2 separate regions of the Homo sapiens genome follow, and region 1 is linked to region 2. Evidence: chromatin contacts called from ENCODE Hi-C data. All regions are on one chromosome and are shown on one strand. The core of a region is the stretch at or near the end of the contact, and the rest is flanking DNA. Distances in the headings are between cores, read along the strand shown.

Region 1 (3,108 bases), core at 518-3,017, 40 kb after region 2:
AGGTCCTCAGGCAGATTTCATTATTTTCCGGCCATTTCCAGTTAAAATATAATCTGATTCATTTTAGAACCTGGGACCTCACATCTCATCTAAAGCACTCTAAACCCTTCCCCTACAGCTTTTCCAGGCTGCTCCAGGAGTGGGGAGAAGGAAGGAATCTCACTCTCTATTGGACAGGCAGGTTGCAGAGGGTGAGTGGCCACCTACCCTGGTCTGGGTTAGCTCTGCCTACTCTGGTGATCTTCTGCTGTGGTGGCACCTCCTGGCTCCTGTTCCCTGACAACCTCCACCTCCCGGCCTGTGTCACCTCTCCTGGCCCATGCTCTGCTCTCTGCAAGGTTGGCATCCTTTGTGTAGAATATGTGTGGGGAGAATTGGTATTGGGGGTGATTCTGTTGGCTTGCGGTCAGTGCTGCCTGGTAGAGGATGGGAAGGGGGCAGGTCTGGCTCCAGTTGTGAGTAGCTTCTTGTCAGCTCTCTTTAGAATCTCGGGATACTTGGCCCTCCTTGTCCTTCATTTTGGCTTCAGCTGTCATTCCAGGGCACCATGAAAAGTCCCTCTCACATTCTGTTATGTGGCAATCTCTCTTGCTGACGCCTCACAATCACCCTGTTTATGGGATTATTCCTATGGACAGATGGGGAAATAGAAGCTCAGAGAGATGCAGTCGCTTGGCCAAGGCTGCTCAGCAGTGGAGAGTGGGTAATATCTGAACCTAGGTCTGGCTGACCTTTTAGCCCGTGGTTAAGAGCCCAGTGGAGTGGAATCACAGTACTGCCATTTCCTAGCTGTGTGACCTTGGACATAGTTACTTAACTTCCTTTTCCTCATCTATAAAATGAGGAGGATGACTAGCAACAATATCCTGGGTTTCTGGGGCGATTCAATACATTGTATACCATAAGACTCATGATTGCATTGGCTACCAGGACTGTTGGTGGCATTGTCCATCAGTTACACCATCCCCTCTAGGCTCCACAGGAGAAATGGCTTTCAGGCCATGATGTCTGGAAAATAGATGTTAAACAAGCAACAGTTACCATAAATTGATTGTGTTTTCCTCTTTGCTTTGGCTACTAGGAAGCTCAGTGAAATTGCTCAAAGTATATAGGCCTCCCTGGTCTCATCTTATTTTTTTACTACTTTTCTCTTTGCATAATTTTTATTTGTGTCTTATTTCCTACTGTATGAAGTTGTATTAACATTTTAAATTTCTGTATCAAGCTCTTGTTGTCATAAGCCAATGTTGCCATCAGAGGGGAAGTTGAGGGCAACGTAGAGATCCCACAGAGAGTTGCTCTCCCAGATCGTGTCCAGTTCTTATTCCTTAAAGAAAAGCACCTTTGAAAACAGAATTGCCCTTGTGGGAGTGGGAGAGGGGGCTGGTTAGTGAGACTGGACTTTCCTTCTAACTCTTTGGATGCTGAGGTGTGTGGTAGGGGAATCTGCTGATGACATCTGCAGAAGGAGGAATGCTTAGCAGCTCACTGTATCAGTTTAAGATTGATGCAGAAAATCCCCAAATGAGAGGCTTAAACAATCCAATAGTTGATTTCACTTTCATGTTCAAATAGTTTAGAAGAGGGTCCATTCCTGGGGTGGCATGGGGCCCCAGAGTCCAGGTACGTTAATAGCATTCTCGCTCGCACTGCTGTGTAATAGCTTCCATTCTCAAAGTCACTCATGTTCCATGTCCAGAGTCACTGTCGTTTGCCCTCACACCCTGCATTTCAGAAGGGAGGGCAAAGCAAAGAAGGGCACTTCCTAGAAGTTGCAGAAGACAGCCCCTCCCCACCGTACTTTGTCCTCATTGACTAGTTTCAGGACCGGCCTAGCTTCTAGGGAGGCCTGGGAAAGGAGTCCTCATTCTGTGCAAACTTGGGCTTCTTTGAGCCTATTTCCTCCACTATAAACAGTCTGACTGCCTTGCAGGGTTCGTGTGAGGATTAAATAAGAATGTAGTAAAATATAACAGGTGTTCTGCAAATGTAAATTTGCTTCTATTTTTAGTTTTCCCTTCCCTCTGTTACTTGGGTCTAAGAGAGAAGCTTTAGCTACACGAAGAAAGATTTAGGAGCAATAAAAAAAGAAAACTCTTTAAGAGGAAACGTTGCAGCACACACCAGGAAGCTGGGATAACAGATTCCCTTTGGCTCCAATCAGGGAGGCAGTAAAACTGAAATTAAACAGAAGGGTGGGGGTCCCGCGTCAATCACTAGAGGTTAGATAGGTGCAGAAATGGGGTACAGACCCTCAGAAGGACCTCCCGTGCCGTTTGATTCCAAAATCTTGTTGTGATCACCTTCCCCGAGTTCGAGGTGGTGAGTGCAATACATGTGCAAGGCGGGTTGCGTTTGAATGTGCAGCTGTTTTCATCCTCAAGATGAGCTCGGGCATTTCCAAGACTGTCTGCACACCAAGCACACTGGCATGGGGTACAGCATTGCTCAGCATCTCATTCCCCTGATGCCCCTTTCTGCCAGGGCTGAACCCTCAGGAAGTCCCCTGGGGCCTTTAAAAGCTGAGCTAGGGAGGGAGAGAGCCCAGCTGGTGGCTCGCTCTGCTCAGTGGGGGCTGCTGGGAAATGCTGCTCTTTCCTGGGTGTCTTACCAGGGTGGAGATGTTGAAGTCAGCAATGGGGCAGCAGGTCCTGGGGACCCCAGCTGCTCTGGCTACTGAGCATGCTCAGACACGGACTCTGCTGGGGATGGTTTGGTTCCCTGGAGGAGAAGGAAGAAGAGGAGGAAGAGGTGGTTTTGGGTGGGGTGGGCTTTAACTTGATGGAGGGAGGAGGATGGCTCTGTGCATGCGTGCACCTGTGTGTGTGTGTGTGTGTGTGTGTGTGTGTAGGTAAGCACTCCCACTGTTTTAAACGTTCTCTAGCACTGCTGGAGTGATGGGCAGCTGGAGGTGAGTTAGCTCATACATGCAGGTGCCTTCAGTATCTCATTTAATCTTTACCATCCCAAGAGGTCGGCATCACGCCCCCACTTACCAGAGGTGAAACTGAGGCTCGCATGGGAGAACAACTTGTCCAAGGTCAGTGGCAGCCAGCGGTATATTTGGAGAGATACAAATCCAGCTTTGTTAAACACTCAGCTTTGCCC
Region 2 (3,194 bases), core at 461-2,960:
GCCCAGAAAAGCAGGCCAATAGCTTAGTAATTTGGGGGAACCATCAGAAATTTGCTGTGAGGGAGCAAAAAGAATGTGTGATTCATGTGTGCACTTATTTATTCAACAATATTTGTTTACCCACTGTATTAGTCTGTTCTCATGCTGCTAATAAAGACATACTCAAATCTGGGTAATTTATAAAGGAAAGAGGTTTAATGGATTCACAGTTCCACTTGGCTGGGGAGGCCTCACAATCAAGGTGGAAGGCAAAGGAGGGGCAAAGTCACGTCTTACGTGGCGGCAGGCAAAAAGCTTGTGCAGGGGAACTCCCGTTTATAAAACCATCAGATCTCGTAAGACTTATTCACTATCATGAGAACAGTATGGGGCAAACAGCCCCCATGATTCAATGATCTCCACCTGGCCCCACCCTTGACACGTGGGGATTATTAAAATACAAGGTGAGATTTGGGTGAGGACACAAAGCCAAACCATATCACCCACTGTGTACAGGTAGTACACAGTGACTGGATTTGAAACCAAGTTTGGGGGCTAATTTTTAAAAATTGAGGTATAATTTATCTACAATGCAACACACAGATCTTAGTGTTCAGTATGATGAATTTTTACAAATGTATACAGCACCCCAATTGCAATAGAGAGTATTTCCATTGCCCTAGAAAATTCCATTGTGCCCTCTTCCAGCTAAATACACCCATCTCCACCTGTTTTTTTTTTTTTAATTTCTGTCACTGTAGGTTGCTTTGCCTGTTCTTGAACTTCTGTGAACAAATGTGAACCTGAAAGGGCCAGACCTTCAAGATGGATCCTGAGTGGCTAAGTGGGCTAGGCTCCGCTGTTCTTGCTTGTAATCCCATCACTTTGGTAGGCCAGGGTGGGCGGATCACTTGAGCCCCTGAGTTTACGACCAGACTGGGCAACATACCAAGACCCTGTTCTCTACAAAATAAATAAATACTACCCCCCCCCCAAATAAGAATGGGTAAGTGGGCCTAAATTTAAAATAGAATGAAGCAGCCACTTGCTGACTATGGTTACACAACTACCCTGACTTCCCCAGAAAACCTGCACCTTTTTATCTTTGGTACTTTCTCAGCTCACCTGAACCAACCAATCAGGGCTCAAGTGTATAAACCAATCAGGGTTTGGCTGTATCAACCAATGAGAGCTCAGCTATATTGACCAATCAGAACTAAGCAAGTTTCAATCCTTCATTTGCACATCTTGATCTGATTGGGAACCTGGGCAGGAACTTTTGCGCAAAACTTGATGCTTCCCTCATTCTTGGGAACTCCCCTTCATTTTCCAGTGGAGGGTGCATCTCCAAGTTTGCAAACTGTTTTCTGTACTAAAGTCTCTTTCCTCTAAATTTCTTTTCAGAGAATTTTGTGCATAATGTAAATGGAAACTTACAGATTGTGCTGCTTTGCGTCTGGTTTCTTTTACTCAGCATAATACGTATATGATTAATGCATTTGTTTTATGTATCAGTAGTTATTTTCTTTTTCACTGCTGATATTTCATTGTTGCTGGTTGTCAAATTATTGCCTCTCCGCTCCACATTCACCCTTCTTGCCTGCTTGGTAAAAATGGATCTGGGCCCTTTAAATTTTCTCCCTGGCCAGCAGGCATGCTGGGCTTTGCCAGTAGAGGGCGCTGGGGAGCCCCAGCAGCGGGGAGGTTCCGCTTCCTGCTTGCCACGTGCTCACAGAGTAGGCTGCGGCACCACGTGCAGCCGCTCTCGTGCAGGCGTTTGCAGTGTGCAGCTGAGTTCGGCAGCTCACACAGCACCCCTTTCAAGTTGTTTTGCAGTGGGTGCCTCTTGTGAGACACTGTTTCTGAGAGCAGCTTTTGTGGCATCTTACAGGGCAGATTTCTGGTACGTTCTAAAAGTTGAATTTCTAACTTTGGCTGGTTGTGGCCCCTGACTGTTTTTTTTTTTTTTTTTGTCCTTCCTGTGGCACAGCCATGCCCTCTTAAGCAAGGCCTGGCTGTCAGCCCCCAAGGGTTTGTGTGTGGGGCACTTCTTTGTGGGGTTGGGGAGTGACAGGCTCTACCTCAGACCAAGGGCTTTTCCTTAGGGACTTGATTTCAGCTTTTGGAGGAGACTCTTCCATAGCGGCTGTACCTCAGCCACATGTGTGGGACTGGGGGCCCTTCCTTGGGGGCCCAAGCTTAGCCCCTTGTGGGGGCACCGCCTGGAGGGGGTTATCTCAGCCTGGTGGAGGGTCCCTTCCCTGGGGTGAGGGGCTCTTTCTGGAGGTCTCTATCTCAGCCTGATATGGGGGTCTCTTTTTGGGGCTCTATTTCAGTCCTGGGGTGGGGGGCTGTTCCTTGGGGGCTCCACGTCAGCCCTGGGAGGGCTCTTTTTTTGAGGACGTTTACTCTGTCACAGGTGGCAGGAGGGTGTCTCTTCGGGACTCTACCGCAGCCCTCAGGGGCTTTTTCTTTGTGGACTTTATTTCAGCCTTCGGAGGGGACTCTTCCTTGGGGGATCAATCACAGCCCTGGGTAGGGGGCCCCTTCCTTGGTAGCTCTGGGAGCTCTTCTTTGGGGCTCTATCTTATCCCTTGAATAGGGGCTCTTCCCAGGGGGCCTCAGCCCTGGGGGCCTCTTCTTGGGAACTTTTTTTTAAACCTCTAGTGGGGGACTTATCTTTGGGGAACCTATGAAAGCCCCCAGGGGCTCTTTCTTGGGGACTCTACCTTGGCCTTGAGGGGTTCTTCCTTGAGAGCTTTGTCCAGCTCTGGTTTGGGGGATTCTTAGCGGGGGGTTGTTTATCACAGCTCTGGATGGGGTCTGGTCTTCAGAGACTCCATCTCAGCTCTGTGGGTTGTGGTTGCTCCTTGCGTCTGCTGTTTCTGTATTAATTATCGTTCTCTTTACTCCTTATCAGTCAATTTCTTGTTAATTCAGTTCTCTATTATAAGTTAATAATTCTTCATATGAAACTTTCCCTGTAAAAATCACTGTATGGTGTCCTTTCCTTGACTGGACCCAAACTGATACAGAATTGGTGTCAGGAATAGGTATCAGGAGATGGAACCACAGAGGTACCATTTTGGGAGTGGTTTTCTGGTGATTTTGGGCTTGGGTGTAGTGTCAAGTTCCTTGCCAATGGGAAATGGGGTGCTAGTTACCCAAGGCATGTGGTGACATTATATGAGTCTATCATTTGCGGTTAAGACAAA

What was found. A loop is a pair of places that touch in the nucleus more often than their neighbours do.
Region 1: a loop to region 2 is called in a map of Caco-2, with 2.5 times the contacts of the local background. The contact joins the enhancer-like site here to the promoter of ACTL8 in region 2. A Hi-C loop is called at or near these places in 1 of 168 maps with a recorded cell type or tissue (Caco-2).

The regions. Positions count from the first base shown.
Region 1 is chr1:17,793,489-17,796,596 of GRCh38, forward strand. All of the region lies in intron 1 of ACTL8 (actin like 8), which reads left to right. Among named protein-coding and RNA genes, the nearest start is that of ACTL8, 40 kb to the left of the region's middle. Within about 2 kb of position 1,768, at least 2 of the 41 ENCODE cell types and tissues checked have a DNase peak (open chromatin) inside an H3K27ac peak, as active enhancers do.
Region 2 is chr1:17,753,623-17,756,816 of GRCh38, forward strand. ACTL8 (actin like 8) reads left to right here and starts at 1,711. Exons shown (of 3, transcript NM_030812.3): 1 at 1,711-1,882.